Linked DNA regions of Homo sapiens: regions 1, 2, 3 and 4 are each linked to region 5. A link is a loop called in an ENCODE intact Hi-C map of the cell type or tissue named here. Cell type or tissue: PC-3. All regions are shown on one strand. Region 1 has its middle 10 kb from the start of EIF5AL1. Region 2 has its middle 22 kb from the start of ZCCHC24. Region 3 overlaps PLAC9 (placenta associated 9). Region 4 has its middle 25 kb from the start of EIF5AL1. Region 5 has its middle 27 kb from the start of PPIF.

Region 1 (5,000 bases), 130 kb before region 5:
TGGTAGAGCCTCACCCCTCCCGCTGGTTAAATGAAAATATTTCCACTCAGAAGATCAGCAAAAGGTGTTCATTGAAGTTCATTTAATAAACCTTAGGGTGTAGCAGCTCAGGCTCTGGGATTTCCAGTTTCTCTTTCAAAAGATAAGGGAAAGCCCCTGTCTCCAAGATTAGAATTCAGATCCTTACGAGATGAAGAGATCCTAAAAATGCATACACAGTTAAACTCTGAGATTTGTATCTGTGATCTGTGGATAATTATTCTCCATGACATACAGACACAGATATGGCCACACACAGAAGTATTCAGCAGGGGCACAGATATTTCATAGAAGACAAAATGTATATTGGGCAAAAGAAGGTCACCTGGAAATAAACCGAAATCTTTTTACCTTACAGGATAATTTTGAAATTTGAAGAGTCTCCTGGGCCATGATATCTTGGAAAAGTCTCCACCATATTTGATGCTCCATGCCCCGTGCTCCCTCCTCTCTCTCTCATTTCCAGTGTTTCCCTTTAGAAACATTTGCAGTCCTATCTTTCTGGGTGTCTGCTTCCTGGAGGACCAGTTCACACCCCAGGGTATACCAGGTGTGACTCCTCGTACACTATTCAAACTCAGGCAGATACTGCCTTGCTGGACACAGAAGCAGGGTTACCCTTTGGGTAGTGTTGACTGGTAAGGGCCCGAGGGGGACTTCTGGGGTGGGGGAATATCCTGTATCCAGCCACGGGTGGAGGTTGTGCTCATTCATTCTAGAAAGAGTCACTGTGTTCCTAGTGACTGCCAGTGGTGCCTTGTGAGCAGATAGACAGTAATACATCCCCATGAGGTGGCCAACTTCTGACAGGGAATAGAAGGGCCCAGCAGCGGCTGTGGAGCCCTTAAGGAGCCTCGCAGAGACTCAGGGTTTGTCAGAGCCCATGCCCCACTGAGCCAGCTGCCCCCCGGTAGCACCAACTCCAGGCGGCTCTAAGGGAAGCTGAGCTGGGTGTAGACATTTCTCCATAAGTCCTGTGCCCCCCACCATCTTCCTGTAATTTTTAAATTGTGTGATAGGCAGAGATCGGTGGTGAGAGGCTAACTGAGCTGGACTGGAGAGGAGTGAAGAACGCAGGGGTGAGGTCAGTCAGAGGACGGGACAGGCAGAGAGAAGATGAGAGAGAAGGGATGAGAGAGGGAGGGGAAGGACAAAGAGAAGGAGAAAGACAGGGAGGATAGAGAGAGAGGGGTTGAAACAGTGAGAGAAAGAGAGAAGGGAGAGAGAGAGAAGGTGGAGGGTGAGGGGAGAGAGAGAGAGATGGAGATGGGAGGATGGAGTCATGGAGAGAAGTTGATTTGGGCCCAGGGGGAGAAAAGGAAAGCTGGAAGAGACAAAGACAGAAGGACCCACAGTGAGAACCAAGGGAGCTGGAGGGAGGGAGGTGTCCAGAGAGCTGGCCAGTGATCCACATACCGAGAGGAAGGCAGAGAGTAAAAGAGAAGAGAGGAATGAAGACAGAGGAAACAAGAGAGATGGAGAGGACTGAGACAGGGAGAGGAGGCTGGAGAGAATCACAGACAAACAGCACAATAGAGGAAGGGAAAGAGTTGTTGAAGACAGGGTCACAGAAAGAGAGAAAGGAAGGACAAAGAGGGAGGCAGAGAGAAGCAGAGAGAAGCAGAGAAAGAGAAAGCAGGGAACAAAGCAGTGAGCCGGCAGGAGGTGGAGGGGGGGCGGCACAGCAGTTGGGAGGAGTTCTTGCACTCCAAGCCGTGACCTCCTTGGGGCCTTGAAAGCCCATCACATGGGGACACGTAGGCCTCCCTTGTGGCTGGGTTGCTGTGTGGAGCCTCTGGGTCTGTCCCTGAAGCAGGGACTTCCAGGGGAAAGGGCTGCCCTGTCACAGGTTTGCCTCCTCTGTGGGGTGGGGACCCAGAGCAGCCTCCCTCGCTGTCCTGGTCCCTGCTGCATTTCCCATCCTGGCCAGCTAGGTGGCCGTCAAGTCCCATACCTGGGAACCAGGCTGAGACCCTTTGTCCAGCCTCATCTGTTCTCACCTGGCTCCAGATTCCAGCCACAGCTCTGGCAAACAGTCCATGCGTGCTGGCTGTCACCAGATCCACACACCCCGGGTGGATTCCTGCCCTGTTCCCACAGGACAGCCCTCAACCAATGGAGACAGGAACCTGGAGTTAAATGCTTCTCCCTTTTTCACTGAGAGAGAGACATGCACAGTCTGATGCACTTTCTTTCCTTCTTTCTTTTTCTTTCTTTTTTTTTCTTAAGACAGAGTCTCTCTCTGTCACCAAGGCTGGAGTGCAGGGGCACGATCTGGGCTCACTGCCACCTCCACCTCCCGGGTTCAAGCAATTCTCCCACCTCAGCCTCCCGAGTAGCTGGGATTACAGGCACTAGTTACCACGCCCAGCTAATTTTTGTATTTTTAGTAGAGATGCGGTTTCACCATATTGGTCAGGCTGGTCTCAGACTCCTGATCTCAGGTAATCTGCCTGCCTCAGCCTCCCAAGGTGCTGGAATTACAGGCATGAGCCACCACACCTGGCCGTGATGCACTTTCTAGATGCTGTCCTAGAGATCACACTGTGTTAAGCCTCAGTTGCCTTCAATGTGGTCATCTCTACAGTATACCCTTAGCTTTTTTCTCCTCCGTTACTTTCCCAGACCCTCACTCTGCTCCCTGGATTCACTTTTCGAAATAGTCCTCCTGCTGCAAAGTCCTGGGCACCTGCCCTACTTTCAGCATTGGAAGGGGGGCCCAGGCTAAGACCATGAGGCCCCACTGTGGGCGCCCACAGCCCCGTTCCTCCCTCTATTCCCACCACAGTCACATCCTCCTGTCCCTCAGTGCTTCCTCGCCTTTCCCTCCAGCCCACCGTGAGATCCCAGGGGACGGAGCAGCCCCTTCTCTGCCCCAGTGCAGGGCTTGGCCTTAGCACACGGTCAGTCTGTGCTGGGGTGAAGTGATGAATGAGTGAGTGGTTGAGTGATAATGCATCATCAGATCTGTCTTTTCCACATGTCTCTATCTCCACCCAGAACCAGTTTTCTCATCCACAAATGGGCATTTGAGGCTGGGTGCTCCTAAACCCTACAAAATTCAGAGCTGGCACAGTTGGGGACTGACCTTCCTTGATCTCACCTCACTTTCTGTATCTATAAAATGGGGTACCTTTCTCTAAGAGTAAAAAGGAGGCCTGGCATAGGGAAAGAAACTCAGCTCGAGCATCCAGAACATCCATCTTGCTCTCAAATACCTAATACAGGGGACCATGTTTTCTGCTATAATTGGTATTGGAGCTGGTACCATTTATTAAAGGTAATTCAGTTACAAAGCTTCAATTATTAAAACTGTGTAGTAAACGTGTATATATGGACAGACAAATAGAAGAGGAAGTCCAGATGTAGACAGAAATCCATACAGAAATAGAGAATGGGACAAAGGAAACATCTCAATGCAGGGTGTTCAGACACCTGGCCAATCATCTGAAAACTGAAAGAATAAAATACGCCGGGCGCGATGACTCATGCCTGTAATCCCAGAACTTTGGGAGGCCAAGGTGGGCAGATCACCTGAGGTCAGGAGTTTGAGACCAGCATGGCCAACAGGGTGAAACCCCATCTCTATTAAAAACACAAAAATTAAGCAGGGTGTGGTGGCGGGTGCCTGTAATCCCAGCTACTCGGGAGGCTGAGTCAGAAGAATCACTTGAACCCGGGAGGCATAGGTTGCAGTGAGCCAAGATCACGTCACTGCACTACATACAGCTTGGGTGACAAGAGTGAAACTCTGTCTTAAATAAATAAATAAATAAATAAAATTTAGTCCTTTTCTCAAAGTAGACAGTGATATAAATTCCAAATGCATTATGATTTAATACTTAAAGAAAAATCATGATGTCATGAGGATGTACATCTGTCAAGCCTCATCAACTTGTATCCTTTAAATAGATGCCTTTTGTTATATGTAAATTATATCTCATGAAAGTTGGTTAGAAAACATAAAAGTATTGGAAGAATATGTGAGAGAATTCCATTCTAACCTTGAAGTGGGTGGGGTGATTGGAGTCCCTCTAACCATGACTCAATATCTAAAAACCATAAAATAAATTCATTACTAAATCTGACTACACAAATTCAAAAAAATCTACATGGCATGAAGCACCATAAGAAAAATCAAAAGGCAATTCACACTGGACAAATATTTGTAACTCAGATCACAGGAAAAGGGCTGACTTCACAAATATCTGGAGTTCAAAAATGAGAAATAACCAAACAGTCCATTAGGAAAACATGCACGGAACAAGAACAGACTTTCCTGTTTTTTTTTTTTTTTTTTTTTTTTGAGACAGAGTCTCGCTCTGCTGCGCAGCCTGGAGTGCAATGGTGCAACCTCAGTTCACTGCAACCTCCACCTCGCAGGTTCAAGCAATTCTCCTCCCTCAGCCTCCCAAGTAGCTGGATTATGGACACCCACCACCACGCCCGACTAATTTTTGTATTTTTAGTAGAGATGGGGTTTCACCATGTTGGCCAGGCTGATCTCAAACTCCTGACCTCAGGTGATCCACTTGCCTCAGCTTCCCAAAGTGCTGAGATCCCAGGCATGAGAGAATCCCAGACCCGGGCCCCATCTTAAGCTCTGGTTGGATGCCAAGCCTAGGCTCACTCCCAGGCCCAGTCCCAGTTCTAGGCCCACGCCCAGGATCACTCCCAGCCCCAGCCCCAGGCCCCTTGTGGCCTCAGAGCCCCTATGCCTCCGACTTCTTGACAGACACTCAGTTATTCCCTCACTTCACGGAGGTGCTCCCACCTCTAGACGTCAGTCTTCACGATGATGTCTCAGTACAAAGAAGGGCAGGGCTCTATGGACAAAAAAGACTCAGGGTTTCAGTACCAAGAGGAGGATATCTCTGTGAATGAAAACTATTCAGACCCCAGGTAACCACTGGGTTGGTAAGGGGCCTGTGCCTGCAAAGTCCTACAGATCCCAGTGGGCC
Region 2 (5,000 bases), 94 kb before region 5:
ATAAAAAGCAAAAGCTGGTAATACGAGATAGGAGAATATGAGCAAGGGCACGAGCGCATCTGTCGCACCAGGGCATGTGCTTCCTCCGTCAGGCCAAAGACAGGGGACACTCCCTCCCACCATCATCACACACAAGTCCTGGGCCTTGCTCTGCTTCACCCTGCTGAGCTCCATGCCTCCACCGGAGCCAAAACCTGTGTCCCAGCGAATACTCTCTCTGGACTGCCTTGGTCTTCAGGTACTGCCCACCCAGCAGCCACTGTGGCAAGAGATGTGGCTATGCTGACTGACTGAGGCAAACTAGGGCCTCCTCTAGTGCTGGGGGCGGGACAAGCCCCCCACCCCTCCCCACCTAGAACTGCATGGCAGCAGTTCCTGAACATTGGGAGGGTAGGAAGGACACTGAGAAGCCAGAAGCCATGTTCATCACATAATTTGTTTCCCTAAACCAAAAGGTGATAGTGGAGTGGAAATAAAGCTTGCAAGAGGAAGAGTATAGAAACCTGAAAAATCAGGGCTGGAAGAGGACTTCATTTTCTTTTTATTTTATTTTTTGGAGATAGGGTCTTGCTCTGTTGCCCAGGCTGGTGTGCAGTGACATGATCATAGCTCACAGCAGCTTCAACTTCCCTCGCTCAAGAGATCCTCCTACCTCAGCCTCCTGAGTAGCTGGGACTACAGACACACACCACCACACCCGGCTAATTTTTAATTATTTTGTAGAACATTTCAAAACTTTCTATGCTGCCCAGCTGGTATCGAACTCCTGAGCTCAAGCGATCCTCTGGCCTTTGCCTCCCAAAGTGCTGGGATTATAGGTGTGAGCCACTGGGCCCTGCCTGGGAGAGGACTTTGAAAGTCTCATAGTTTAATTCACTTGTGTTGCTGTGATTCCTTCCTCATCTGTCTTCCACGGTGACATTCAGTCTCAGCTTGTATACCTCAGACCAAGGGGAGCTCACTCCTCCAGAGTAACCCACATTCATTCTAGAGACGTCTATAACCCCTGGAAGTCTCTCTTCATATTGAGTCGGAACATTCCTTCCTGTGTCTTCTCCCATGGGCCCAGCCCTCCCCTCTGGGATATCCAGGACACATCTGCTTCATCTGTCCTAAATCTGAGTCCAACAGGAATGTGTAAACAGTGATTGCATTTCCCAAAGACTTCTCTGGAACAAACTGACCACTCACAGGCCTGTCACCTCAAAGATGGTGGTCACAGAAGGGCCCCAACATCTGGAGTGGGGAGCTGGGGAGGCCCTTGAGGAAGCCATCTTGAAGCTGGAGGGCATCCGATGAGCATCTTCCCTGGAAGCATTGGTTGGTCTCCAGGTCAGTCACAGTTTACTGCTTAGAAACAAATGGCCTCAGTCACAGGGAGGAGCCCCAGGCCCCTCACGCATGTGTTTATTGGAAGGATATGATCTCCCACACATAGAAACACTGCCTCCTCCCACCTCATCAGTTCCCACAGAGCTCTGCAGTGCCTAGGGAAGGCCACGTGCCCTGCAGCTTTAGTTCCTGAGGTCTAGGCTGCTCCCATCTGGCCACACACATCCAGTCCCCCTCATCTAGTCCCAGGCCTGATCCCCCACCACCTAAGAGGTCTGCAAAGGGTGGGGCAGTACACCATGATAGAAGGGGTCTGGGCTGGAGTCTGAGCCCTCCAGGGATCCTGCTCTGCTCAGATAAGTATGCCTTTCAGAGCCTCAGTTTCCCTTATCTGAAAAACAGTGAAAGGAACTCATTTGAGGAGGTGCTCGGGGAATGGGAAGTACCGAGCACATGGTAGCTTCCTAACAGGCTTGTGTATTACGGTATCTTATTGATGAGGTCTTCCCTTCACCTTCCCTGATTTTCAGAATCCATTGAGGGGGTTTCAAATCCCATGTTCTAGCAATCCTGCAATTTGATGGCAAATAGTAACGTTCCTACCATGGAAACACTCTGGAAATCCTGCCTTCCTCCAAGAAGGCCTCACATGTTGATCAGACAGGCTGGTGGTCCTATGCTCTCCTCAACCCCTCTCCCCAGCTTTTATAGATCTTGTAGTAGATGACTGTAGTTGTGCCTTCCCCTCCCCTTCTTGGGAACTGTTCCACCCCATGCACACGCCTATAGAGGGGGCCCTAGCAGTATTATCACCCTTCCTCTGGGGCTTCTTTGACCTCAGGACAAGCTGGATTAGGCAGAGTTCTTCCCTCAGATTCACTGGGTTGGAAGTGGAAGAATCCCAATCCTTCCTTCTCCAGGGTGTGCAGGTCTGGAGCTGCTGCCAGTGTGCAGTGCAGGGAGAGAGCTGAGAGGGAGGGAAACAGAGAGAAGAGACACAGCATATTTGAGTTCCTGGTTTCTGTGTTCTTCAGCCCTGTCTGTCTCCTGCTTAGTGACACAAACCATCCTTAGGATCCAAGAGGAGCAGCCCATTTCCAGCCTCTTCTGAGGTCCAGCTGATCGGACTTTGAGTGGACGTTTGACCACGGAGAATTAATCCAGAAGCCAGGCAGGTCCACTATCTCCTAGAGCTGGAACATAGAGTGCCAGGGTCGGGTGTTTCCAGGGCTCCACTGGTGAGCCACCGATAAGCAGACAGAACCTTCAGACTGGTCATGAGGATTCTTACATAACAGAGAAAAACAGAAGTCCCTGGAGCCTGAGGAGGTTGGGGCAGAGAAAGGAAGGAGGCTGGGAGAGGGGCTGCCTGGGCTCCGGCCAGCTTCCCCCTTTGTGTCTTCACTGCCTTGAAAGTCCTGCCCTGGCTGCCCTCAGGTACCATCAGATATTTCTGCATCTATCTGGCAAATCTTCCCTTTTGCTCAAGCTACTTTGCCAGGGCTCTTGTTCCAGGTCCCTGGCTATCCTGTCCTTCAACATGGAGGCAACAGAGTCTGTGATCCCCCATAGGGGGCGCTGGAGAACAAGTTCTCACAATTGACCAAGGAGTTTACAGCCTTTTTTTTTTTTTTTTTTTGAAACAGAGTCTTGCTCTGTCGACTGGACTGGAGTGCAGTGGCTGCAACCTCCGCCTCCCGGTTCAAGCGATTCTCCTGCCTCAGCCTCCTGAGTACCTGGGATTACAGGTACACACTACCACTCCAGGCTAATTTTTGTACTTTTTAGTAGAGACGGGGTTTCACCATGTTAGCCAGACTGGTCTTGAACTCCTGACCTCAGGTGATCCGCCTGCCTCGGCCTCCCAAAGTGCTGGGATTACAGGCGTGAGCCACCATGCCCAGCCTACAGCCTTCTTTTGTTCAATTGAGATATGATTCACATAACATATCACTCACCTTTTTAAAATACAACATTTAGTGTTTTCTAGTGTATTCACAGAGTTGTGCAACCGTTACCACTATCTAATTCCAGGACATTTTCATCACCCCGAAATGAAACCCCATACTCTCTAGTGGTCACTTGCCATTATCCCTCCACCCTCCCCAGCCCCTGGCATCCAACAAGCTGCTTTCTGTGTCTACAGATTTGCCTATTCTGGACATTCATATAAATAGAATCATACAAAATTTGACCTTTTAAGTATGGCCGTTTTCACTTACCATAACGTTTTCAAAGTTTATTTATGTTGTAGCATGCATCAGCACTTTACTTTTTGTAATGGCTGAATAATGTTCACATTTTTTTGTACCCATTCATCCATTGATGGATATCTGGGTGATTTCCACTTTTTGTCTATTGCGAGTAGTGCTTCTATGAGCATTTGTGTACAACTATTTAAGTACCTGTTTGTTTTCAATCCTTTTGGGTATAGACTTAGAAGTGGGATTGCTGAGTCATGTGGCAATTCTCTGTTTAACTCGTTGAGGAGCCACCAAACTGTGTTCTTTTTTAAAATTTTTTTTAATTTTTTTTTTTTTTTTGAGACAAGACTCTCCCTATGTCACCCAGGGTGAAGTGCAGTGGCACAATCTCGGCTCACTGTAGTTTCCGCCTCCAGGGTTCAAGTGTTTCTCTTGCCTCAGCCTCCTGAGTAGCTGGGATTACAGGCGCTTGTCACCACGTCTGGCTATTTTTTGTATCTTTTAGTGGAAATGGGGTCTCACCATGTTGGCCAGGCTGGTCTCGAATTCCTGACCTCAAGCGATCTGCCTTCCTTGGCCTGCCAAGGTGCTGGGATTACAGGCGTGAGCCACTGCTCCCAGCCCCAAACTGTTTTCTATAGTGGCTGCACCATTTTACATTTCTACCATCAATGTTTGAGGGTTCCAATTTCTCCACATCTTTGCCTATCCCAGTGGGTACGAAGTGGTATCTCACAGAGGTTTTGATTTGCATTTCCCAAATGACTAATGATATTGAGCATTTTCTCATGCACCTATTGGCCATTTGTATGTCTTCTTTAAAGAAATATTTGTTTTCCCATTTTAAAAATTGGGTTATTTGATTTGTTTTCATTTGTTTTAATTTTTTAATTTAATTTTTTTTTTTTTTTTTTTTTTTTTTTTTTTTTTTTTGAGACGGAGTTTTGCTCTGTCGCCCAGGCTGGAGTGCAGTGGCGCGATCTCGACTCACTGCAAGCTCCGCCTCCCGGGTTCACGCCATTCTCCTGCCTCAGCCTCCCGTGTAGCTGGGACTACAGGCGCGCGCCACCATGCCCGGCTAATTTTTGTATTTTTAGTAGAGACGGGGTTTCACCATGTTAGCCAGGATGGTCTCGATCTCCTGACCTCGTGATCCGCCCGTCTCAGCCTCCCAAAGTGCTGGGATTACAGGCGTGAGCCACCACGCCCGGCCTTAATTTAATTTTTATTTATTTATTTATTTATTTATTTTGAGACTGAGTATGAGGTTGGCTAATTTTTGCATTTTTGGTAAAGATGGGGTTTCATCATGTTGCCCAGACTAGTCTCAAACTCCTGGGCTCAAGCCTTGGCCTCCCAAAGTGGTGGGATTACAGGCATGAGCCACCGTGCCTGGCCTTCTTTGTTTTTGACAGAGGGTTTCCTCTGTCACCCAGGGTGGAATCCAGTAGCCCGATCATGGCT
Region 3 (5,000 bases), 770 kb before region 5:
TAGCCAGGCGTGGTGGTGTGCACCTGTAATTCCAGCTACCCAGGAAGCTGAGGCAGGAGAATTGCCTGAACCCGGGAGGCAGAGGTTGCAGTGAGCTGAGATCATGCCACTGCACTACAGCATGGGTGACAGAGCGAGACTCTGTCTAAAAAAATAAAAGAATAAAATGTGGTATATTCATACAATGAAACATTATTCATCCGTAAGAAGGAATTAAGTACCGATACATGCTACAATACAGATGGCCCTTGAAAACATTATGCTCAGAGAAAGAAGCCAGATACAGCTAGACTACGTATTGTGTGATTCTACCTACAGTACTACCCCCTTACCTTCAGGGGATAAATTTCAATACCCCTAGCAGATGCCTGAAACCACAATAGTATCTAATCCTATTATACTATGTTTTTTCCTATGCATGCATACCTATGAAGTTTAATTTATAAATTAGGCACCATAAGAAATTAGCAACGATAGCTAAGAATAAAATAGAACAATTAGAACAATATGCCAGCTTCTGTGAAGGGAGAGTTGTGTGAAAAACAACAACCATATGCCAGCAGCACTGCTCTTGCACTTTGGGTCTTGATTAAGAGAAAGAAGTGTTGCTGGAACACAAGCACTGTGATACTGTGGCCATTGATCTGGTAACTGAGAAGGCTGCTAAGTGACTAACAGGCAGGAAGTGTAGACGGCGTGGACCATGCTGGACAAAGGGAGCATTCACATCCGGGGCGGGATGAAGTGGGATGGCAAGAGATTTCATCACGCCACTTAGAATGATGTGCAATTGAAAACTCATATATTGTTTATTTCTGGAGTTTAATATTTTAGGACTGTGGTTGACTGCAGGTAACTGAAACCATGGAAGGTGAAACCACAGATAAAGCCGGACTACTGTATTTAAAATGTCCAGAATAGGCAAGTTCGTGAAGACAGAGATCAGTGGTTTCCAGTGGGGTGTGGGGAGCGGGAATGGGATGTGACTGCTTAATAGATACACAGTTTCTTTCTAGAGAGAGAACAATGTTCTGGAACTGGTGGTGATGACTGCACAACTTCTGAATGTACTGGAAGCCACTGCATTTGTACAATTTTTTTTCTTTTTCTTTTTTTTTTTTTTGAGACAAGGTCTCACTGTCTCCCAGGCTGGAGTGCAGTGGCATGATCATGGCTCACCACAGCCTTGACCTCCAGGGCTCAGGTGATCCTCCCACCTCAGCCTCCTGAGTAGCTGGGACTACAGGCACGTGCCACTATGCCCGGCTAATTTTTGTATTTTTTTGTAGGGATGGGGTTTCACCATGTTGCCCAGGCTGGTCTCAAACTTCTGGGCTCAAGTGATCCTCCTACCTTGGCCTCCCAAAGGGCTAGGATTATAGGTGTAAGCCACCGCCCCCAGCCTTGTACAATTTAAAATGGTTAAAATGATGAATTTTACATTGAATTTCACTTCATAGGAAAAATTTTTAAAAACAACAACAAACCACTTTAATGGACACATAAAATCCCTGGGGGTCTCATTGCAATGCAGATTTGGATTAAACAGTCTGGGTGGGTCCTGAGACCCTGATCCCCTTGCTTTTCACCTATGGCCACATTTTGAGAAGCAAGGCCACTCAAAGGGCCCCCATCTGTGTGAATCAACCCCTGCTCCATCTGCCCCTATAAATGACAGGAGTGGGGGTGTCCCCAGGTCTGAGCCTGGAGGGGGTTGCAGGCTTCCTCCAGGCATGGAAGTGGAGTGAGAGGAGGCTGTAGTTAAACGGGTTACTCTGTCAGCAGACACAGAGGAGACCAGAATAGCTTTTATTTCACATGAAGCTAAGGAAGGAAGTCGAGAGGACAGGGCTGGTTCTGTGGGCGCTGCCTGGCAGGTGCACCACCTCCAACTGCTGGGCTCCAGCTCCAGGGCTCAGAAGCCATCTGAAAGAAAGCAGAGGCCCCCAGTGAGCAAGCTGGGGTGCCGCAGAGTACCTGCCCCCGTGGTGCCCAGCAGTTCCTTCCCTTCCCTCCCCGGCCCCCAGGAACTACTGCGCGCGGGACACAAGGATCAAGGAGAGAGCAGAGTGCAACCCCAACCCTGCCTGATCAGTGGGGACGCCCGTCTTCCCTGCGAGAGTTTTGGGGTGGAACAGGAGTGGCTGCTCAGGGGAAAATTAAAGGAGCTGAGAAGCTCCAGTCGTGAGAAGGCTAATGAAGGAGGCAGTTTCTCCGCGCAGGGGTTGTGCTGAGATGGCATCTAGGGCCGGCTCTTCCAGAACCTCATTTGACACTGGGCGGCAGCCACCGGGTGTGGCAGGTGGGGCGGGGCGGGCGGGGAGCAGGGATGATGCCGTCCCGCTTCCGTCCCCAGGGAGCGCTGGGGCCCTCCCTGCCAGCCAGGCTACACCTGTGCAGTGGAGCAGCCGTCCCTGTCTCGCCTGCCCAGCGCCAGATGACAGCCGCCCAGAGGCTGTCCTCTGCCACCTGCACTGCTCACCTCCGAGAAGGTCGGGAGCGGGGCTGAAGGGTCCCGGGGGCAGGTTCCAGGCCAGCTCCTCCAGCAGGCCCAGCAGGCCTTTCACCTCTGTCCCCAGGTGATCCACGGTCTTCTCTACCATCTAGAGTGGGAAGTGGGGTAAAGTCGAGGACAGAAGTGGTTCCACGTTCCGCTTCATCAGCTAGGTCCTAAGAGAGCAGCTGGCGGTCCAGTGCGGTGCAGTGGGAAAGGACTGGGCGCTAAGTGACCTGGGTTTTCCTCACTCAGGCTCTGCCCCTACCTGCCTCAGTTTCCCCAGATGACAATATCCTAGGGGGCTTGCTCTCTAAGGCTCCTTCTTTTTTGGCACTTAGTCACAGATTTGGATGAAGCGCCTGTAGAATACCTTCTCCCTTTTGGACTTTGCAGCCTGGAGCTCACATTCCTTTTGTTGTTCCGCCCCCTGGTGGTATCTCTGCCAAATGACAGGTTTGGGATTCTGAAATTTACTGAGTTCTTAATGGTTTTTCCCTGTGTATGCCATGGACCCCATTGGCAGTGTGGTGAAGCCTACAGACCTCTTCTCAGAATAATGCCTTAAATGCAAAAAATAAAACATATAGAATTACTAAGGGCACCAATTGCATTAAAATATTATTCAAGTATTAGGCCGGGCGTGGTGGCTCACGCCTGTAATCCCAGCACTTTGGGAGGCCAAGGGGGGCAGATCATCGGAGGTCAGGAGTTCAAGATCAGCCTAGCCAACGTGGCGAAACCCTGTCTCTACTAAAAATACAAAAAGAAGCCGGGCATGGTGGTGCGCGTCTGTAGTCTCAGCTACTCGGGAGGCTGAGGCAAGAGAATCACTTGAACCGGGAGGTGGAGGTTGCAGTGAGCCGAGATCACACCATTGCACTCCAGCCTGGGTGACAGAGTGAGACTCTGCCTCAAAAAAAAAAAAAAAAAAAAAAAAAATTCAAGTATTTAAAATTAAACTTTTTGGCCCAGCATGGTGGCTCACGCCTGTAATCCCAGCACTTTGGGAGGTTGAGGCGAGATCACTTGAGGTCAGGAGTTTGAGACTAGCCTGGCCAACATGGTGAAACCCCATCTCTACCAGAGGTACAAAAAATTAGCCGGGCATGGTAAGTACAAAAAATTAGCTGGGCATGGTGGTGCATGCCTGTAGTCCCAGCTACTCGGGAGGTTGAGGCATGAGAATCACTGGAACCTGGGAGGCAGAGGTTGCAGTGAGCCAAGATTGTACCATGGGCTCCAGCCTGGGTGACAGGGCAAGACTCTGTCAAAAAAAAATTTAAATTTTTGATGTAATATATGTATTGGCCGGGCACAGTGGCTCATGCCTGTAATCCCAGCACCTTGGGAGGCCGAGGTGGGCAGATGGCTTGAGCTCAGGAGTTCGAGACCAGCCTGGGCAACATAGCAAAACCTTGCCTCTACAAAATAAATACAGAAATTAGCTAGGCATGGTGGCACATGTGTCTGTAGTCTCAGCTACTTGGGAGACTGAGGTGGGAGGATTGCTTGAGCCTGGGAGGTGGAAGTTGCAGTGAGCCGAGACTGCACCACGGCACTCCAGCCTGGTAGACAGACAGAGACCCTGCCTCAAAAAAAATAAAATGTATTTATTAACTCACTAAATCACATGATTTAACATCAGGCCTAATAACAACTGAAATTTTGACATAAGGAAGGATAAAAATTATATGTTGAGATATTCATAACTAGAAGATGAAATTATCTGGATTTCTATTGATGACAAAGTTATAGTACTGTTAATACCACGGCTCGCTGTTTGTATTTATGATGAATGAGAATGCTCAATTTCAGTTAAAGGCTTGTGACAATAAAGATGTAAACTTTTCCCCACACAAGTTAGGAATCGTGGCTATATAACAAAACAGTGACTGAATTTCCACCTTCCCATCCAGTAATGATGTTGAAATATCCGGGTGGGGGTAAGCAAGGCCTTAGGGGAGGCAGGGTCCACTGGGGGCTGGGCAGCCCGGCAGCCTAGATGGGAGGGTGATGTTGGACGAGGTGGCCACAGGGCAGGATCGGCCCGGATGTCCTCACATTCCAAAGCAAGCTTGCATCTGCCCATAAAAACACCATCCTAGAAGGTGGTCCTGAACTCGCATGTCCTTCCAAACCACCCTGTTACCTCCTCCATGACATCTAGACGGCGTTGCACAGCCATGTGTCTGTCACACGCTGTGCTCTGAGCTGAGTCTCCTCGCGGAGGGCTGAAGGGTTCGGCAGCTGTGGGAAAACAAGTCTTGTCACTGTGGGACCCTTAGTTTTCCATAATGCCAGAGACTCCTGTAAACACTGGGCTCAAATGAGGTCAGTCCTCAAAGCAAACTCAGGAGCAAGCGGAGGACGGCCCAGGTGGGGGTCAGTGTGCGAGTGTCAGCCATCTCAATCCCACCAGTCTCTACAGCCACAGTCACCTACAGACCCAGATGAACTTCCTCAAGGAGGTGAAGCCCAGGGAGGAAGGGAGGATGGGCTTCAG
Region 4 (5,000 bases), 110 kb before region 5:
AAAATAAAAGGCAATAACATCTGCACAGGCCCACCAGGCACCAGGGAGGTGCTGGGTGCTGTACCTGATGCTTACCGCCATCTCAAAGTTGGTCTTATTACTTCTAGCCTTCATTTGAGAAGACAGGCTCAGAGAGGTTAGGTAAATTGCCCATAGTGACCCGGTAAGTTAGTAGTAGTGTCAAGACAGAAGGAAACCCAGAACTAGGTCAATCTACCTCTACATATTGAAGCCTCATTTTATCCAGAGCCCAAAGAATTAGAACCAGGCAGGTCCAGAACGGAACCCAGGGATGGGGTTAGCCTTGTTTGCCTGCTGAAGGCTCAGTGCAATCATTGGCTGCATCACTGAGGTAGAAAGAATACTGAGAAAGGGCTGGGCGCAGTGGCTCACACCTGTAATCCCAGCACTTTGGGAGACCAAGGCGGGCAGATCACAAGGTCAGGAGATCAAGACCATCCTGGCTAACACGGTGAAACCCCATCTCTACTAAAAATACAAAAATTAGCCGGGCGTGGTGGCAGGCGCCTGTAGTCCCAGCTACTCAAGAGGCTAAGGCAGGAGAATGGCGTGAACTGGGAGGCAGAGCTTTCAGTGAGCCGAGATCGCGCCGCTGCACTCCAGCCTGGGCAACAGAGCAAGACTCCATCTCAAAAAAGATAAATAAATAAAAGTAAAAATAAAGAATACTGAGAAGGGGGAAGGGATAATAGATTTTACAAATTGCTCCTGGGTGATGGTGTTCCCTTTCCACACTGCAGTGTGTCTGGAAGAAGAGATCAGGTGAGAGGTCAGCAAACTGAAGGCTCAGCTGGAAAAACTGGGGGCTATCCAGGTTAGAGAAGACTTAGAAGAGGCTGGACTGTTGTTGACCCTGAGTGGACACTTGTTCTCTGGGAACAGATTGAGCCAGGATTGGTTAGGTTTTGCTATAATAATAAACAATCCCCAAATCTCAGTGGCTCACACAGCCAAGGTTTATTTCTTGCTCACATTACATGTTCAACACAGGTCAGCATGGAGCTCTCCTCATCCTAGTTGCTCGGGGATTCAGGGCAAGTCAGGCTTCATGTAGGCATGAGCTCCCCAAGACACTGCAGCAATGGCATAGGAAAGAGGTAAGCCACACACTGGCTATTTAGGCTTCTGCTCACATTTCACTGGCCAAAGGAAGTCACATGGCAACACGTAACTTCATGGGGCCAGGAAGTGCAATCACACCTAGAGCCCATGTGCAGATAGGAATGATTGACTGGCAGCACTCGTGACTACCTCAAGGATTAAAAGGGTAACTGGGGCTGTGGATGAATGCATAAGGAAGTTGACTTTGAGTCCATTTAAGCATGGCCTTCCCAGGAAAATAGTGAGTACCTATCAACAGAAGTGGGTAAGCTATGGTGGGATAGGTGCATTGCATTGCACGAATGTCATAGAAGATTCTCCACCATCACTGGCTTCACGGACTTCGTACCATACAGAGCAGTGGCCATTAAAGGCAAGGGTGCTGAAGCCAAAGGTGCCTGTGTCCAAAACCCTCTCTCTCTTATTGGTTGTGTTACTTTGTGCAGATTACCTAATATCACTGGGCTCCAGTCTCCTCCTCTGCCATGTAGGGATAATAAGAAGTCCATAGAATCATTGTGAGGATTAAATAAGCCCATAGGTTGGGAAGCTCTGATCAAGTCAGTTGCTCTTGCTGTTGTTCTCATTCCTACCCAAGATCTTGTAACCGCCCCTCCCAGAATCCTTGGCCACATCCCTCCCCCGGCCTCTCACATCCCTAAGACATTAGTCAGCAACCAGGACAGGGTTGGGAAAGCTCTGTGCACTGGGCCAAGCAGGCAGATCTTTTCCCACTAGTGTCGCATGGTCTGCTGGGGTAGGTTACTTTCCCTAACCCACCCTGCTCCCCAGTAGGTTTCCTCCCCGTCCTGTCTCCCAGCCGGACTGCAAAGCCATTTCCTTCTTCAGCTCATCCCCAAATCTTCCCTGACAGCCATGGGTCTGATTTTGCCTTCTCCACAATGTCGTATAAATGGAGCCATACAGTATGATGTCTTTCTGCTCTCTTGATTTATCTGTTTTACAGATATTTGGCCGTATCAGATGGGGGATCTCCTCTCCCCCTTCCCCCCCATCCAGTTAGATGGCTGGCATTTGCTCCTTGGTTGTTATCTTTGTAAGTCTAAGTAGGATACTTCTATTTTCAGCTATAGACAGTGTCCCTGGGCTCCCCACTTTCAGAGATAAAGCTATCAGTGCCCCTATCCTTCCCATAAGATCTAAAATAACCATTTTAGAAACATCAGGAGGAGGTGTGGCAAAGTGAGGTGGTGTGTTTCAGAAACGGGTGTTGAAGGAGCACAGAGGAGCCAGGGGAGAGAGGCTTTCTGGAAGAGGCGGGGTTGAGCTGGGCCTTGTCCTCTTACATCTCTGAGGGCAGCTGCCAGCCAACCTGCTCTGGGAGGTCTGCAAGCCCTGATCTGCAGTATCTCACTTCAGACACCAGGGGGAAGGCAAGTGGCTTCGCTGTGGTCACCTGCACAGCCAGACCATGGGCGGCTCAGCTCTCCCCACCCAAATCCCTTAGCGGGGCGGGAGATCTAGGCTCTTAGCTCTCAGCCCTCCATCCTCATGGAGGCTTAAATCCTTAAGTGCCGTCCAATGCTGTGGCTTCCAGGACTTGTGTTCATTGGAGTTGTCTCATCTGCACTCATCATTTCTCAAAGTGTGGTTCCTGGAGCCCTGGCATGGGAATCAGTTTGTTAAGCACATAGATTCCTGGGCCAGGCTTCAGACCTCCTGTTAGGGATGGGCCCCAGGACTCTGCATGTTTAATTCTCTATCCGTGTTTCTCTCACACACAGGATGGAGTGAGGCCTCTGGATCAAGACTCGCCATGATCTCAGCCCCTCAAACCCCTCCACCCTTTTCTCTCCTACTGTCCATGGCAGTTTCCAGGGAAAGGGTCTGTAATTTGAGGAAACATATATTTGATTCCTGGAGATTCACTGGTCACACTACCATGTACAAGCCCTGTGGTAAAGAAACCTGTATGACTTTGTTAAACCTAGCATTTCCCCAAATTATTTGACAGGGAACCCCCTTTCCCACTGTTTAACAGCTGCTTACATCACACCATACACAAAAGGCTACCCTAACCACCTCAGGCCTGACCTGATGGTTCCCTCCACAGTCCCCCCAAACACCATGCACTTTGCCACTTCTATTCCATCCCCTCCCTCCCACAGGAAGGCTTCCCAGATTTCTGTAGCACACCTGGCCTGAGGCTTCTTGGGGTTCCAGCCTCAAATAACCCTCCCTTCTATGTCATTTTTAGACACTCACTGGATGCTCCAGTTCCAGCCATCTTAATGTAACAAAACCCCTTTCCTTCCTTTGTTCTCAAAGAGAAGCAAAGCCACAGGCTCTCCTGGACAATATCTCCAAGAGAGGAATTCCAATTCCAATTCCCACCTGTTCCATAGGCTGAGCCCCAGCAGTCAGCCCTGGTCTCCTCCCAGGTCACCATCTCATTCATCAACACTCGCTAATGCAGACCACTCACTCACTCAGTACCGCCCTAAGCTGACCTCCACAGCGCATACTCAGAGGGGACAAAAAGTCATTGCAGGCCAGGCACAGGGGCTCATGTCTGTAATCCCAGTACTTTAGGAGGCTGAGGCTGGAGAATCACTTGAGCCCAAAAGTTTGAGCCTGCATGAGCTACAATTGGGCCACTGCACTTCAGCCTGGGTGACAGAGTGAGACCCTATCTCAAAACAAAAGTCATTGCAGCTAAAGTCAAGAACCACCTGGATTTCCATTCTCCATCCATTTAGCTCAGTGGTTCCTAAATATTTGCATTTCAAGGACCTGTAAGCAAACTGCATCCCCTGCCCACATGGAAGGCCAAACAAGAGTCCTAACTTTTTATTTGGTCAAGGACTACATTAAAATATAATCCGTTCTGCATTTCAGTTTTGGAGCCTTTGAATAAGAATCATCCATCATTTTGTGAGATAATTTTAATCCAAAAAATTTTTTTGGAGATGGGATCTCACTGTTGCCCAGGTTGGAGTGCAGTGGTACAATCATTGCTCACTGCATCCTCCACCTCCTGGGATCAGGCAATCCTCCCACCCCAGCCTCCCAAGTAAGTGGGACTACAGGCTTTCACCACCATGCCTGGCTAATTTTTTATTTTTTGTAGAGACAGGGCCTCACTGCGTTGCTCAAGCTGGTCTGAAACTCCTGGGCTCAAGTGATCCTCCTGCTTCAGCCTTCCAAACTGCTGGGGTTACAGGCATGAGCTACCATGCTGGCCCCTCATTATAAATTTTAATAACATTTTTATTTTAATACCAAAATAAGTAAAAGGAACAGACTTTTAGAGTAAATAAAAATCCCCTGAATTAATCAATTTAATGTTATGGAACATTCACTATATTGTCCTCAACTTTTCTATTTTGTGTAAACAAATAAAAACCTCACTACAAAGCAGCTCATGTCCTTGAGCCAGGGTCTGGGAAGCAAGCAGACTTGTGCACCTAGTCCGAGTGTAGGTCCGAGCTGGAGACAGTATTGTGATTGCTGTACCAAGGCAGGAAGTCAGTTCTAGGCTTTCACATACATTTCATTTAATATGAAGACCTGGCATTTTAAATGAAAGGGAGATATTGTTGCCATTATTTTCTATATTACAAGAGTGAGTGAGCCACTGTGCCCTGCCAACTATCTTGACAATAGAAAAATCAATGTGTAGCCAATGGAATGCTCCATTAATGGGGGGAAAAACGTAAGAAAAGGGAGGAGTTAATAGTCTTATCATCATACAGGGTTGTCAAGATGGTGAATAGAATTAATTTTAAAAAAGAAATAGAAAATAAGTAATTGTTTAAATGTTCAAATATAGCCAGTAGAAAACAGATTAGAAGATAGATAGATAGATAGATAGATAGATAGATAGATAGATAGATAGATAGATGAATCAAAGAAGA
Region 5 (5,000 bases):
ACAATCTGGAATAGGGTCCGGAGGAGAACCTGGGATCTGCTGTACTGCTCTCTCTGATTTGTGTCTGTTTTTGCTCCTGGCCAGGAGGTGAGCTTAAAGGTGAGCCAGGCCGAGGAGATGCCCCAAGGCAGAGTGGGAGCCGGGTCCCTCCACATCTTCACCCCACGCAGCATGCTCCACAGTCCTGACTACCTCCTCTAGAGGGGCTACTTGGGCTTGCTTCACTGCCGACCTCCAGTGCTCACTGTGGCCTGGCACACGGTCAGGTTCAATGTGGAGTAAACGAGCGTGTAAGAGTCGCTGCCAACATCCAGCCAGGAGCTGGTATGGCAGCCATGGTGCTAGTGATTCACACACATCAGTTTTGGTCCTTGTAACAGCCCTGGGAGGTGGGTACTATAAGGATTCCCATTTTACAGATGGGGAAGCCGAGGTTCAGAGAGGTCAAGTGACTTGTCCAAGATCATAGAGGTAGCAAGTAGCAAAGTCCCCCCCCGACCCCTCCCAGAACCTCTCCCCCTCCACTCCCTAACACCAGGGGCATTTCAGGCCCAGGCCTAACCCCTGCCTCCTGCTGCTTCCTGCTGTTATACTGCCCTCCCAGACAGCCAGGCAGCCACCAGCCTTCTCTTAGCCCTCTCTGTCTGTCCTGGGCCTCTCCTCACTGCCCAACCTGGCCTGCCTACCTCCCTGTAGTAGCTGAGTCATGATCCATCTAGGGCCGGCCCCATGGTTGTTGAAGGCCTATGTGGAAGCCAGAACCCAGGGGAGCCCCAGCCCTCCCTCCACCTCCTTCCTTACTAAGTTCTCAGGAGCTCCTGGGGGTGGGGGCAGCTCTGCTCCTGTTCCCACTGTGTCCAGCGTGATCGAGCCAGGCCAGGCCCCTGTGCCGTCTCTCCCTGGACACTTGCTCCTCCTTCCCTTCCATGCCTGGCCCTACAGCCTCCTGGAGCCCTGTACTGAGGCCAGTTACCCTCCCCATGCCCCATCCCAGAAGCACTCAAAGCTGGGAGCTGAGATTCCCCTCTACCATCTTCTCAACAACCCCCATCCTCTCCCTGGTCACTAGCAGGGGCCCCACAACCCTCCACACTCAGCTCCTGCAGATGGTGGGGCAACCCGGGGTCCAAGTCCTGCCTTGTAAGTCCAGGACCATGGTGCCTGCCTGGAACTCCATCTCCCTCTGCACTCTTATCCTGGGCAAGAACTCTGGGGCCAGAGGGGCTGGACCCTGAGTGACAACATCACTACTTATCAGCCGCCATCTTAAGCAAGCCACCTTCCCTCTCTGAGTCTCAGTTTCCTCCCTTGTAAAATGGAGATACTAATACCCTTCTACCTACCCGAGGTCACCGTTGAGATTAGTTGAGATACAATGGCTAAGCCCTTGGCACATGAGGTGTGCTCAGGAATTGTTAACTACTGCTCTGGTCATGGAGGGTTATGGCCACTTCAGCCTGTGCTACCTCTAAATGGGCCCCATGATTCCCTCTGTCTCTGCCTCCACTTGTTAGCCCTTGAGCCATGCTTTCTGGAACCTTCACCCTGACAAGATGACAAAGAGAAGCCCCAGGGAGGGACTTGGGTTTCTTGACTCTCTCTGGCCTGTGGGACATTCATCTCCCCTCCCCAGGCAGCCACAGCCTATTAGTCCAGTTCCAACTGGCCTTCTGCCTCAGTTTCCCCATTGTGCTGAGGCAAAGGACCCTTGCTCAGCATGTAATTGGTCATCCTCTCCCTGGGAACCTGACCACAGCCCCGCACAATGGTGGAGGCTGCTTCAAACTGGGTCTGCCTGCCCCACCCCAACAAACTTGCCAGCTCAGAATTCTCCAGCGTTCCAGCCTCTCGCAGCAATCAGCTGGTTCCCTGCTGCCCTCTGGTGGCCGAAGCTGAAAACTGCAACTTCCAGGTGGCAGGGAACCAGTGCAGGGGACAAAAGGGAATTTTTTTTTTTCTCCCAAGTCCCAGGTAAACCCTGACCTCCCCAGTACAGGGATACCTGGGCCTCATGCACCTGCCAAGTGGCAAGATTGTGTTTTTCGCCCTTGGTTATAAAAACAATGCCTGCACAATGTGAAATGGAAACAAAGACAGTAAGCAGAGTGTGGGCTACTCCCAGTAGCCCAACATCCCCCAGACCAGCACTGTCCAGAGTTTGGCCATATCCTTCCATAGTCTTTTGCTTATAGAAATCTGTGTGTGTGTGTGCGTGTGTGTGTGTGTATGTGTGTGTGTACACGTGTATGTTAATGGATTATACTTGACAGGCTGTTCCATATCCTGCTTCAACTCATCATCATCATCTTTCCCTGTTAACAGAGAGACCTTTCTCATTTGTCTAATAGCTGTATTCCTTTGTTGGTTAACATACTTATCAATTCCCTGTTGAAGGGTCTGAAGCATTCTTGGTTTTACAAGTCAATCTTTTTTCTTTTCTTCTTTATGAGACAGAGTCTCACTCTGTTGCCCAGGCTGGGGTGCACATGTGGCACAATCTTTACCACAGCTCATGGCAGCCTCAACCTCCTGAGCTCAAGCAATCCTACCTCCTCAGCCTCTGGAATAGCTGGGACTACAGGCACACACTACTATGCTGAGCTAATTTCTGTATTTTTTGTAGAGGCAGGGTTTCACTGTGTTGCCCAGGCGAGTCCTGAACTCCTGGAATTAAGTGATCCTCTTGCCTGGGCCTCCCAAAGTGCTGGGATTACAGGCATGAGCCACTGTGCCTGACCAATCTTTTTTCTTAATCACCTTTCTGTTTGGTACAGTGGGAAGATCTGGAGTCAGGAGAGCCAGGGTTTGACTCAGATCTCAGGCCACTGGGTTTAAAATTTTTTTTATTTTTAAATGACTCTTAACGATGCATATTTATGGGACACAGTATGATGTTTTGATACATGCGTACATTGCGTAATGATCAAATCAGGGTGATAAGCTTATTCATCACCTCAAACATTTATCATTTCTTTGTAGTGAGAACACTGAAAACCCTCTCTTCCAGTTATTTTGAAATATGCAATACAATGTCCTTAGCTACAGTCATGCTACTGTGCAAGAAAAGACCAGAACTGATTCCTCCTATCTAACTGTAATTTGGTACCTGTTGGCCAATCTCCCCCATCCCGCCTTCCTTCCCCAGCACATAGTAACCACTATTATACTCTCTACTTCTATGACATCAGCTTTTTAAAGTCCGCAAATGAGTGAGATCATGTGGCATTTGTCTTTCTATTTTTTCTATTTGTCTTCCTATTCTTGTTATCTTTGATCACATCCTTGTGATCTTCCAGGCCTCAGTCCCAATGTATCAAACTCAGGCATTGGGCTCCATCTCGAATCCTTCGCTCTGACAAGCTCCCAAGTCGATTATTCCATGTTGAGTTGATAGAGCCTACAGGCTGCCCTGGGGTCATCAATACAATTTATTAGGCTAGTGCTAGAAAGGGGCATGGGGGACCACACAGCTCTCTTGGGCATGGGGTCCAGTAAGCACTTGCACAATTGTGGGGAGGAACAGTCTGAGATTCTCCTGCTTAGACCTGGGAGGGCCTGGTCGGGGAGACTGAAACTGAGAAGAAGGCTGAGGCCAGACCCGCCTTCCTCCTCTGGCGCTCTCTGAGGGCACCTGGCCTGGCTGCTTTCTCTTGGGAGGGGAATGTGGGTATCCCACCACACTTCAGGCTGGAGTTCTTAGAGCCTGTTCTGGTTCCAAAAACTGTCTGATCCATGAATCACTCTTTGCTCAATTAAACTGTTAAATTTAACTTGTCTAAGGTTATTCCTTTTAATAGATTCAACTTGAAACATAAAGATACAAATAACTTAAAAGTAAAAAAGTGAAGAGTTCCACTTCTTGGAGGCAATGTGAAGAGTTCCATGAGCCCACTTGCCTGTGAAACAAGCAATGTTGGTGAAAACTGCTTTTTAAAAATTAACCTTTAAAGTCTCTGGAAATTGTCCTAAGGATATAGAGCAAATGAAGAAAGTCAGGCTCCCACTCTGCCTTGGGGCATCTCCTCGGCCTGGCTCACCTTTGAGCTCATCTCCCGGCCAGGAGCAAAAGCAGCCCTTGACCATAACAGTAATCATGACTATAAAGATAGTATGTGGGGACGTCACTAAAACTAACTCAATAAGAACAGCAGGTCTATGGCATTTGACACATAACTATTCCCTTTTCCTTCACCTTCAGCTCAGCTTAATGGAATCTTCTCATAAGGTGAGGGTGGCCAAAAAGACAAGGCTCCCTCTCCCCTCACTTCCCAATCAAGTATTTTCACATATTAGTGGGAGAGGCAGACCAATAACATTTTGCCCATCTCTCCCAACTCCAAGTTAAAGAAGCTAAATTCTGGATGAGTGCAGCTGAGAAGTGGGGGGTTTCTTTCTACACCCAGCCCTAACCCATAGAATAGTGGCTCCATCCCAGATTCAGAAGGCCAAAAACACTGGGACCCCAAATCTTGCTCCAGCTCACTCATAGAGCACAGGTTCTATGCTAGGAGAGGAAAGCCAAGAATATCAGAGGCTACCACCCTGCCCAGTCCCCAGAATACTGGCTCATCAGAAAGAGAAACAATCCATAAGAGAAAGATATCCAAATCTCTCCACAAAGGAACTTTTATTTTATTTTATTTTTGAAATAGTGTGTGGAAGCCTAAAGTGCTTTTGAAAACAAAAAATAAATTGGACTTCATCCAAATTTAAAATTTTTGTGCTTCAAGGGACACCATCAAGACAGTGAAGAAACACCCTACATAATGAGAGAATGTATATGAAAATCACATATCTGATAAGGAACTTGTATTTAGAATATATAAAGAGTTCTGGCAACTCAAAAGTACAAACACAAATAGCCCAGTTAAAAAAGTCAAAGGATCTGAACAGACTCATCTCCAAGGAAAATATACAACTGACCAATAAGTACATGAGAAGATGCTCAACCTCATTAATCATCAGAGAAATGCAAGTCAGAAATAAATGAAGTAGCACTT

The links. Peaks named below come from ENCODE experiments on the same cell type or tissue, not always from the same donor. Only the 100,000 strongest peaks of a DNase experiment are listed, where the experiment ranks them.
Region 1: it touches region 5 in a loop (11-fold over the local background); 19 of 110 quality-filtered maps call a loop at or near these places.
Region 2: a loop joins it to region 5, with 13 times the contacts of the local background. A loop is called at or near these places in 94 of 110 quality-filtered maps.
Region 3: it touches region 5 in a loop (7-fold over the local background); 8 of 110 quality-filtered maps call a loop at or near these places.
Region 4: it touches region 5 in a loop (4-fold over the local background); 82 of 110 quality-filtered maps call a loop at or near these places.

What each region holds. Positions count from the first base shown.
Region 1 is chr10:79,499,608-79,504,607 of GRCh38, reverse strand. It overlaps the pseudogene TPRX1P1. Among named protein-coding and RNA genes, the nearest start is that of EIF5AL1, 10 kb to the left of the region's middle. In PC-3, a CTCF peak has its summit at 1,959; a DNase peak (open chromatin) is centred at 1,957; H3K4me3 peaks cover 343 bases.
Region 2 is chr10:79,465,490-79,470,489 of GRCh38, reverse strand. No RefSeq gene overlaps it. Among named protein-coding and RNA genes, the nearest start is that of ZCCHC24, 22 kb to the right of the region's middle. In PC-3, a CTCF peak has its summit at 2,887 (motif pointing right); a DNase peak (open chromatin) is centred at 2,899.
Region 3 is chr10:80,141,826-80,146,825 of GRCh38, reverse strand. It overlaps PLAC9 (placenta associated 9), which reads right to left. Exons shown (of 4, transcript NM_001012973.3): 2 at 4,647-4,744; 3 at 2,483-2,603; 4 at 1,467-1,926. The coding sequence ends at 1,916. Among named protein-coding and RNA genes, the nearest start is that of PLAC9, 12 kb to the right of the region's middle. In PC-3, CTCF peaks have their summits at 1,871, 2,705 and 2,923 (motif pointing left); DNase peaks (open chromatin) are centred at 705, 1,831, 2,325 and 2,905; H3K4me3 peaks cover 1,422 bases; H3K27ac peaks cover 1,847 bases.
Region 4 is chr10:79,485,288-79,490,287 of GRCh38, reverse strand. No RefSeq gene overlaps it. Among named protein-coding and RNA genes, the nearest start is that of EIF5AL1, 25 kb to the left of the region's middle. In PC-3, CTCF peaks have their summits at 2,311 and 2,514 (motif pointing right); DNase peaks (open chromatin) are centred at 1,777 and 2,477; H3K27ac peaks cover 547 bases.
Region 5 is chr10:79,371,634-79,376,633 of GRCh38, reverse strand. No RefSeq gene overlaps it. Among named protein-coding and RNA genes, the nearest start is that of PPIF, 27 kb to the right of the region's middle. RefSeq lists an enhancer at 385-921 and cis regulatory regions at 1,476-2,260, 1,763-2,263. In PC-3, CTCF peaks have their summits at 1,680 and 1,890 (motif pointing left); DNase peaks (open chromatin) are centred at 713 and 1,853; H3K27ac peaks cover 325 bases.